Linked DNA regions of Homo sapiens: all the other regions are linked to region 3. The links are chromatin contacts, found by Hi-C or POLR2A ChIA-PET in ENCODE. All regions are on one chromosome and are shown on one strand. Each heading gives the region's core, a stretch centred on a gene start or an enhancer-like site at or near the end of the contact. The rest is flanking DNA. Distances are from core to core; before and after follow the strand shown. Region 1 holds the start of ERMP1 (endoplasmic reticulum metallopeptidase 1). Region 2 holds the start of PLGRKT (plasminogen receptor with a C-terminal lysine). Region 3 holds the start of PUM3 (pumilio RNA binding family member 3).

Region 1 (2,992 bases), core at 274-2,773, 3.0 Mb before region 3:
CAGTGATGATTAAATAAGATAGACACTGTCTTTAGTCTCATAGTGCTTACAGACTGAAAGGGATCTTGTAGAGCTAAAATTATGCTTGCTGCCACAAAAGTGGTATGTTTTCATTTTTTCATTCACTCAAGAAATATCTATTGACTACATACTATGTGTCATGCTTTGTGTTAAGAGCAAGGAATAAAATGGTGAGTAAAACCAGACCTGATTCCTGCCTTCGTGGGGCTTACAGTCTAATGAGGAAGTTATGAAATAGTCACATGCAAACATGGTGCTGTGAGATCCTACAAATAGGGGAAGCAAGCTTAATTAAATTAGGAGATTCTTGCTTGAGGAAGTACCACTTAATCTGAGATTTAAAGGATAACTAGGAGTTAAAAAGACAATGAGGAGAGAGAAGAACACTCCAGGTAATTCAAACAGCATGTGAGAAGATCCTATTGTAGAAGGAAAGATGCGTGCAGGAAGTCTTTGAAAGAGGCCAGTGTGGCTGGAGAGCTGGAAATAAGAAGCATCCTGGTGTCAGAGGAGCCTGAGAGGTGGGCAAGAGCAGGACTATAGGGCATTGTATGAAATCTGACATATGTGCTAAGTCAAAATCCGGCAGTGTGCTCTCCCAGTTGGTCTCTAGGTTAATGCTCATGCTAATGTAGCAACTCCAAGCTAGGGACAAAAAACCTTGGAGCAGAGAGGCTCATGGGTACCGGCAAGCTGGAAGAAGACTAGATAATCACTAGGATCTGCACTGAAACCAAGGCTCTGCTGCTTAACCGCCCCAGAGAGTCGTCAAGTGAAGAATGGCCTTTCTGAACCTTCACTTGCAGAGTGCTAATGTAGTAGTGGAACAGAATGCTGTTTTGGGAGCCCATGAAATTAGATTTACATTCTTCATCTGTTATCTCTACGTTTCTCAGGTTATAAAATGGGAACAAAGATATTTCCTTTTAAGTATTGTTAAAGATAATTAAATAAGATGATGTATTAAAGGACTTGACCTAGCGCTTAGCTCATAGCAGGTATTCAATAAATAATAGCCATTATTTTTCTTTATCTGTTAAATGGAGACAGTAATAGCACAGATTAAGTTGCTGAGTTATGAAGATCTGATTAGATTATGCATGTGAAAGCAATAGGCCGGGCCTCCTCTGCGTAATCTTATTTCTAATTTTAAGAGCCAGGAACCCACTTTTTTGGAGCCTGATGTTCTAATATTCCTTCCTTACGAAAGCCAGGTCATTGCTTTTTTCATCTGCCTGATGCACTGTAAGAGCCTTGTGTGTTCTTTCAAAAGCGATCTCTCATTTTTCTCGTTTTGGGTTTTTAGGTGTCTTTACATTTGGCAATCTCCGTCCTACAGAGGGCTGGAAAAGCCCTGCGGGAGACGGCATATCCACCACCCGCTGCTGGGTCGGCCCTGCAGCTGTGTGCACCCGAGAACTGCCAAAGAAGCTGGGTCTTGGCGCGGCGGGACGGGCCAATCAGAAGAAGTTTGGCCCTCTGCAGTTTCCGTCCGCTCACTAGGAGGCGCTGCGGCAGCGACGGCGGCGTCGGCGGCGGCCGGGGCTGTCGCGGGTTGGGGCGGTTGGGCTGGCAGCTGAGGCTCGTGGCCATGGAGTGGGGTTCTGAGTCGGCTGCTGTGAGGCGGCACCGCGTCGGAGTAGAGCGTCGAGAGGGAGCGGCGGCCGCGCCACCGCCGGAGAGGGAGGCCCGAGCGCAGGAGCCTCTGGTGGATGGGTGCAGCGGCGGCGGGAGGACGCGGAAGAGGAGCCCCGGGGGTAGCGGCGGCGCGAGCAGGGGCGCGGGGACCGGGCTGTCTGAGGTGCGCGCCGCGCTGGGGCTCGCGCTCTACCTGATCGCGCTGCGGACGCTGGTGCAGCTCTCGCTGCAGCAGCTCGTGCTACGCGGGGCCGCTGGACACCGCGGGGAGTTCGACGCGCTCCAAGCCAGGTACCGGCCGCTCCCTCCTGGCACGGCCCGCGCGTCCGTTTGCGGCTCCTGCGCAGGCTCCGGGGCACCGCACCTGTGTGCACCCGCCCCTGCCGGACCGCTGGGACTCGCTGACCCCTCCCAGGCTGCACGTGGGGTGGGGTGACCTTGCTTGTCCTTCTTCTGGGGTCTGAATTGCCGGGACTTGGGGCTTGCCTGTCCCCGGTTAAGCTCGTGGTGCAGATTGGGGTTGCCAGGTAGATTGAACCTGCTTTCCACTGTCTGCCCTTCGTGCAGATGGTTGGTTGTGAGTCGTCTCCCCATATTCTGGAACAGCTTCCCCTTTTTACCTTGCTTAGCCCTTCTGCTTTCCAGATGGAAATTTGTGTACCTAGACTGTTGTATAAATTCGCTTTGGGGGCGGGGAGTTTTGGAAGGCGCTAGTGCACTGTTCTAACTTTCTGAGGGTTACAGCCCCCACATCTGAAGGCTATAGAAACTCTTTCTGGAACACCGCCCAGTCAAAATTTGGTATGCAGTCTGATAAATTCTCAGATCCCTGCAGTTTATCTTTAGGCCCCTTGGATTAGTGACTGTGTAAGGTTTGACTTTTTTTTTTTTTTTTAAGACCTTTAAGAATGCTAGGAAAGGTGATTAAGTCAAAGATATTGTAACCCAGGTGTGTCAAAGCTCATGAAGTGTTAAGCTGGCGTCAAGTTTTCAACAGCTACTGTGTTCTAAAAAGTTTTTGCTAGAATGCAAAGTGTTGCAAGCTTATTAAGGACTTTCTGAAACGTCTCCCACCCCCACTTCCAGCTTTCCCCACTTGGAATGCAGTGAAAAGACAAAAACAGTTTTGTTTTCATTAGGGGTACAGTTGGTTTTGGCCTGAATTGAAGTTATTAGACCTTGGGTGTATGCTAGGAGGGCTAGGTCCATCAAAAGTTTCCCCCGCCCGCCTTATTTAACCTCTTGACTTGATTATTTTTGCTCATTGGTTTCTGCTACTTAAAGTCATTAACCCAGAATCTGTAACGTTCAGGAGTATGCACAGTGAAGTTAT
Region 2 (3,051 bases), core at 278-2,777, 2.6 Mb before region 3:
GAGGGATAGCATTAGGAGATACACCTAATGTAAATGACAACTTAATGGGTGCAACACACCAACACGGCACATGTATACATAGGTAACAAACCTGCACGTTGTGCACATGTACCCTAGAGCTTAAAGTGTAAAAACAAACAAAAAAAAGAAATGGTGTGCTGGATATTTTCTATTTCTCCCTCCAGGCATTGTGCCTAGTAGGCTGACCTCTACAGACTACACAGACCTAGCTCCACTGTCTTCTGGCTTCCTGGTGGATCCAGCCAGCGGAAGACCCCAGCTGGATATCAGAGCTGGGAGAACAGAGAGGTGGGTCTTCTCCACTCTGTCCCTGCTTTGGGCTGACGTCTCAGCACTGGCTACAACTATAGAATCTCACCTTACTTGGTGAAAAGTTGGCATTGCTTGCTTTCCTCTACTGAACGACACGGTTCCAGTTGGTTACTCTCTCGTACAGCCACAGCTACCGCTCTCGCTCTCGCCTGGTTTTAGTAACTGCTTCCTTCCCCCACCCCTCAGCCCTATAGTTACTAACAGCTCCCCGCTGTTACTGGTTACTACTGGTTACGGAAGGCGAACTATGTGCCCGACACTGTGCTAAATGCCCACATATATTATCTTTTAGTCCTCACAATCCAATAAATTAGATGGCTTTAGTCCTGTTGCAGAGGTGATAAATTCAGAGTGACAGTGACAGAGCTAGAAATTGAAGGTAGGTGTGTTTATGCTAGAGTCTGTGCACTCAAACACGATTCCTTACTTCTTGCATCAGTTGTTAACCTCCCTTCAAGAGTGTCAAACCTCCTGGTAACCCGCCCATTCCCTTAACTGGAAATGAGGGTGCTGTTGCAATTTTCTCATCCAGCCATTCCACAAATGGTATCTGGAATGTGGGACCCACAGTCCAGAATCCTGAGGGCTGCTGTTGAGAGCATCAAGACGCGCCCAGGAGGTCAGGGCGGTGTGCACTCACACGCTGAGCCTGGAGAAAGTTAGACGCCTTCTCCACCGCTGTGGTGGTTAGCAGGGACTTTCCTGAAGGCCAGAGACTGGTGACGTTCATGCTATTTTTCCAAGCCATTTGGTAGCAAAGAACAGAGTGCCAACAATTCAAGCATTCTCTCAGGCTGGGAGAGAGACGTGGCTTATTCAAGATAGAAATTGCTGGTGAGGTTGAGGCGAGACCGACATCTCTCTGAGCAGCAGGGGAGAAAGACGGCTCTGTTCAAAAAAGAATGGGTAATTTCAGTCAATTCTCTTCTTTCTCGTTTCTGTCTTATCTTTATGACTTTTTAATAGTGCCAATTTAACAGATGAGGGGACAGAGGCCTTTAATTGAGAATTCCACTCCGCTTCCTCTGCCTCATCTCAAAAATCTGGCAGCTGAGTCGCCGCGGCTTTGAATTTGCCTCTTTTGACCTTCCCCTCCCACCTCTGGTAACACTGAGCCTGGCCCGGAAGGACACACCCGGCTTCTGGCGGAAGTGCCGGCTCTTTAAAGAAGCTGAGGGCTGCGCGAATTGGCTGAGGTGCGTCATCTACTGTGTCTGGGCGCCAATCCCGACGCTGGGCGGAGCGAGGCCCGGTCCCTGCAGCGGGCGAAAGGAGCCCGGGCCTGGAGGTTTGCGTACCGGTCGCCTGGTCCCGGCACCAGCGCCGCCCAGTGAGTGAACACCGGCCGCAGGCGGGTGGGGAGAAGGGTCAGCCCGGCCATGTCAGTCAGCGCGATCTCCTGGGCTCCGGGCTTGCCAGGCAGCGCTGGGCGCCCGCTCCTCGTGAGCGCCGGCTCTTGGCTCTCGCACTGCCCCTGGTGCTGATAGGTATTGCCAACTTCGTTCCATTAGAGCGCGTTCTTGTCGCCTGGCGTGGACTCCGGATCTCTCCGTAGCTTTAAAATAGAGTTGAGAAAAACAGGCACAGTGCTCTCAACAGAAATCAGCACACTATTGCGGGGAATACCTAAATTACAGTAACTGGCCTCAGGGAGCAAGGGCGGTGTTAATTACAGAAAACCTCCGGAAGCTGTGGGCTCTGGGCTGGAATTTGCAAGGGGATGTGGCTTAATTTCAATGGGATGCAAATATTGAAAATGACTGTGGTGAGACGATCAGTCATACATTCAGGCAATGTGTCATCTGATCGGGAAATAAGTCAGCGTGGTAATCCCGATGACAGAATTCATGCAATTAATTTTTTATGTCCCCCCAAGTAAAATCAAATCTAGGTACTCACGGGTGACCGGAAGAAAGGTTGTCTGGAACTTGCAGGCACCACTTCTCCTCCCCAGAAATACACCTTCCCATAGTAATCTATAGCTCACCTGAGGCAGGGCTGAAGCATTAAAGACCCCTTCCAAGATCTCAGAAGGAATCAAAGGGAAAATGAAGACAGAGGGATTGAAATCAGCATTCTCTGCAAAACATCACTCTGAGACACAGTGATGTTTAAAATTGTATAAGTAGCAAGACATTTTTTTTTACCCCTGGTGAAAAGTGTTAGAATTTTTAAAAGACTTAACTTATACAAGTGAGTGAAATCAAAGTTATCCCTATTGCAAGGTCAATTTTGCTTATTTTCTGATACATATTTTGTGAGCAAGAGGAGATAGCTGAAAGTGTTCTGGACACCCTACGGAATATTCCCAGACTTTGGGAAATGACTTTGCCAGGAATGGGGAAGTTGGGAAAGGAAAGAATGTTGAAAATACTGAACTCCAGGGTGAAATTTACAAGGTGTGATGCATTTATTTATTCTCAGGTGTGGTTTCCCATAAGGAAGCTCTTCTTCCTGCTTGGCTTCCACCTTTAACCCTTCCACCTGGGAGCGTCCTCTAACACATTCAGACTACAAGTCCAGACCCAGGAGAGCAAGGCCCAGAAAGAGGTAAATCTAAATACTAACTTCCCAGACAGTGTTTCTTTCCCAGATGATTGACATGAGGACTCTCTCTTTTCAGGGGAGATCCTAACCCCTTACAAACAGGAGCACTTGAAAGCACACAGCTCTGTGATATACAGGGTATGTGGAGGAATAGTACTAGAGTACAGTTGT
Region 3 (3,053 bases), core at 260-2,759:
TCCATATTCTCTTCTCTTAGCATTTACTGAATTATTGAAAGCAGTACGGAGGCAGCCACGTTGAGTTTAGAGTCAGGCTCACTGGACCAAAGCTACTATGTTTTGCCTTTCTCTGTAAAATGAGAAAAGACCTATTTAAAACGTTCTTATGAGATTTAAATGAGCTGAAATGTAAACTAGTAACAGTTAAGGTAGACGACAAGAACTTATCAAGTATCTATGTGCTGCATAGTGAGATAAGTGCCTGGAAAGTAATGATGGCCCCTGTCATCAAGAAGCATACAGTCTACTAAATTACCAGTTTCAACTCTAACTCCTTAGTGGCCAGAAAACGGAGTAAGTTGGAAGACAGTAAAATCTGAAGTCTGGCACCAGGGATCAAGTGCCAGTTCCTCAACTTTACAGATGCAGTGGGTTGAATAGTCTCCAAAAGATATGTCTATGTCCTAACTCCCAGGACATGTGAAAGTGACCTTATTTGGGAAAAGGGCCTTTGCAGATGTGATTAAGGACCTCCAGATGAGATGATCTTGGATTATCCCCGTGGACTCTAAATTCAATGTTCAGTGTCCTAAAAACACACAGAGAAGTGGCACAGGCACAGGAGAAGGCCATTAGAAGACAGGCCGAGATTGGAGTCATGCAACAAGAGGCCACGGACCGCCTGGAACCGTTAGAAGCTGAAGAAGCAAAGCATTCTCCCCTAGAGCCTTCAAAAGGTGCAGGGCTCTGCCAACAGCTTGATTTTGGAATTCTTGCCTCTAGAACAGTTAAAGAATAAAATTCTGTTGCTTGACACGAGCAAGTTTGTGGTGTCAGTTTCTTCATCTGGAAAATGGGGCATATATCCTAACCACAATCTTATTTCCTGAAGTATAAAATGGAATAACAGCAGTTTCCAGGCACGAGCAGACACTAAAAATGGCAAACATTTATTGAGAGCGTTCCATGCTAAGCGCTTTGCACGTATCACTTAATTATTTCTATTTTATTGATCAGGAAGCCAAAGCTCATAAAAACTGTAATTTTCCCAGAGCCACACAGCTAGCAAGTGAAAAAAACGGGATTACAATTCAAATCGACTCACAAGATACCCCTTTTATCCTCCACGCTGGACTGCTGAGGAAGTATGCAAATTAACACACTTTAGAAACTTTAGCTACTTCAATATTTGTTCAGGCTACGGGATGCAGGCCTCTTATTAACCGCGCCAGCCAGGTCTGTCCTTCAGCAGCCTGTTCTGCCTCGCAAGAGCTCTCCCTCTCTTTCCAGCACGGAAGCCACAGGGTTAATGACGTCATTTCCCGTGGCCGTTGTCGCGTCCTCCGCCCGACGGATTCTTGCAAGGGCCAAAATCCTCGCGCCTCAAGAGGAGGCATAACAGCAGCGGACCAATAGAAATTCCGAATTTTTGTATTCTCTGGGAAGCTCCACCTCTTAGTCCCTGATCCGCCGCGGAAGATGAAAAAAAGCGGCCCGGGGGCGGAGCAAGGCAAGGAAGCGGAAGCGGAGAGGCGGTCGGGATCCGCTGCGCGAGCTGTCTCGGTCCCACGTGTGCGGTGAGTGTGGCAGGCTCAGCGGTCGCTCTTGGGAGGGGTTCGCACCCTGCCGGGCGCTGGAAGTCGGGAAGGTCTCTCGGGGCTGTTGTCCACTGGGCAGTCTCCTCTGGCCTCTTTCTGGGCTAGGAGTTTGGGACTGACTGGAGCCTGGCAAGAAGGGCGGGACTGGCCGGGCGCGGTGGCTCACGCCTGTAATCCCAGCACTTTGGGAGGCCGAGGCGGGCGGATCACAAGGTCAGGAGATCGAGACCATCCTGGCTAACACGGTGAAACCCCGTCTCTACTAAAACTACAAAAAATTAGCCGGGCATGGTGGCGGGCGCCTGTGGTCCCAGCTACTTGGGAGGCTGAGGCAGGAGAATGGCGTGAACCCGGGAGGCGGAGCTTGCAGTGAGCCAAGATCGTGCCACTACACTCCAGCCTGGGAGACAGAGCAAGACTCCGTCTCAAAAAAAAAAAAAAAAAAAAAAAGAAGGGCGGGACTCCGACCTCTCTCCCACCACGTTGCCCTGCGTGCCGGGTTAGAGTGGACTAGCTTCACTCCGGAATCCCAGCCCGTGCTCGGCCTGATCAGCCTGTCTGTGCTACTTCACAAACCCCAACTCCAGTGCTAGGCGGTTTGCCTGAATGTACGCAGATTCTAAGTGCTGGGAGGAAACGAACTGGATGCTGAGTTGGCAGATAGTGGAGTCTGAAGAAGTGATCTTTAAACGGAGATTTGGAAGCTCAGGGAGTACTTCAAGCAGAGGCGATAATGGGCTAAGTTCCTGAGATGGGAGCTAGGAAGGAGTATAGTTAGAGTACAAGATAAAGTTAGCCGGATAGAGTGGAACTAGGTTCTGTAGGGCCTTGAAGGTCATGATGGGGAATTTTTTTTTCTGTACAATAGGAAAACATTTCCGTTCCTATTACCATGTGTAGAAAACATTGAAGACTTGTAAGCAAGTGAGAATCATGAATAGGCCCTGGTTCTCTTTAGAAAATGTATTACATTTGGAAGCTCAAGAGATTGTATTGGTAATAGTTTGCATTAGGGTGGTGACGTAAGGGACATTTAAGAGAACTAACTTATGGTTCAGCGTGGCAGAGTAGAGAGGAAAATGTCAAGGGTAACTCAGATTTCTTACTTGAGCAGTAAAGTAGATGATGTGCCATTGGCTGAGATGGAGGACGATAGGGCAGGGAAAAATAGTATATTGTTGTTTGTGGGGCAAACAACAATAACATAAAGAACAACATAGAGAATTATGTTTTGGACATATTAAGGGTAAGGTTCCTGTTAGACACATAATTAGAGGTATCAGATAAGCAGTTATACACAAGTTTGGACCCCAAGGAGAAGTTCATAATGGAGACATGATTTGGGAGTACTCAGCATAAAAAGCCAGGAGATTGGATGAGACCACCTAGGGAGAAGTGTGGAGAGAGAAGGGAAGTTCCCTAGGGCAAAGATTTGAGGAATGCTAACATGTAGAGGTTGGTCTATAAGAAAAT

What was found. A loop is a pair of places that touch in the nucleus more often than their neighbours do. ChIA-PET counts read pairs that join two places held with the same protein, here RNA polymerase II (POLR2A). Pooled maps may share reads with other maps.
Region 1: a loop to region 3 is called in a map of natural killer cell, with 13 times the contacts of the local background. The contact joins the promoter of ERMP1 here to the promoter of PUM3 in region 3. A Hi-C loop is called at or near these places in 2 of 168 maps with a recorded cell type or tissue (naive thymus-derived CD4-positive, alpha-beta T cell and natural killer cell) and 7 of 50 pooled maps. POLR2A ChIA-PET finds 5 or more read pairs at or near these places in 1 of 52 experiments (PC-9).
Region 2: a map of CD8-positive, alpha-beta T cell shows a loop between it and region 3 (16-fold over the local background). The contact joins the promoter of PLGRKT here to the promoter of PUM3 in region 3. A Hi-C loop is called at or near these places in 1 of 168 maps with a recorded cell type or tissue (CD8-positive, alpha-beta T cell) and 11 of 50 pooled maps.

Annotation. Positions count from the first base shown.
Region 1 is chr9:5,831,648-5,834,639 of GRCh38, reverse strand. It overlaps ERMP1 (endoplasmic reticulum metallopeptidase 1), which reads left to right and starts at 1,523. Exons shown (of 15, transcript NM_024896.3): 1 at 1,523-1,950. The coding sequence starts at 1,613. RefSeq lists silencers at 1,437-1,656, 1,737-1,956.
Region 2 is chr9:5,436,401-5,439,451 of GRCh38, reverse strand. PLGRKT (plasminogen receptor with a C-terminal lysine) reads left to right here and starts at 1,527. Exons shown (of 6, transcript NM_018465.4): 1 at 1,527-1,663; 2 at 2,758-2,883. RefSeq lists enhancers at 161-320, 1,881-1,970, 1,026-2,225.
Region 3 is chr9:2,842,551-2,845,603 of GRCh38, reverse strand. It overlaps PUM3 (pumilio RNA binding family member 3), which reads left to right and starts at 1,509. Exons shown (of 18, transcript NM_014878.5): 1 at 1,509-1,559. RefSeq lists enhancers at 1,178-1,417, 1,241-1,535, 1,919-2,480.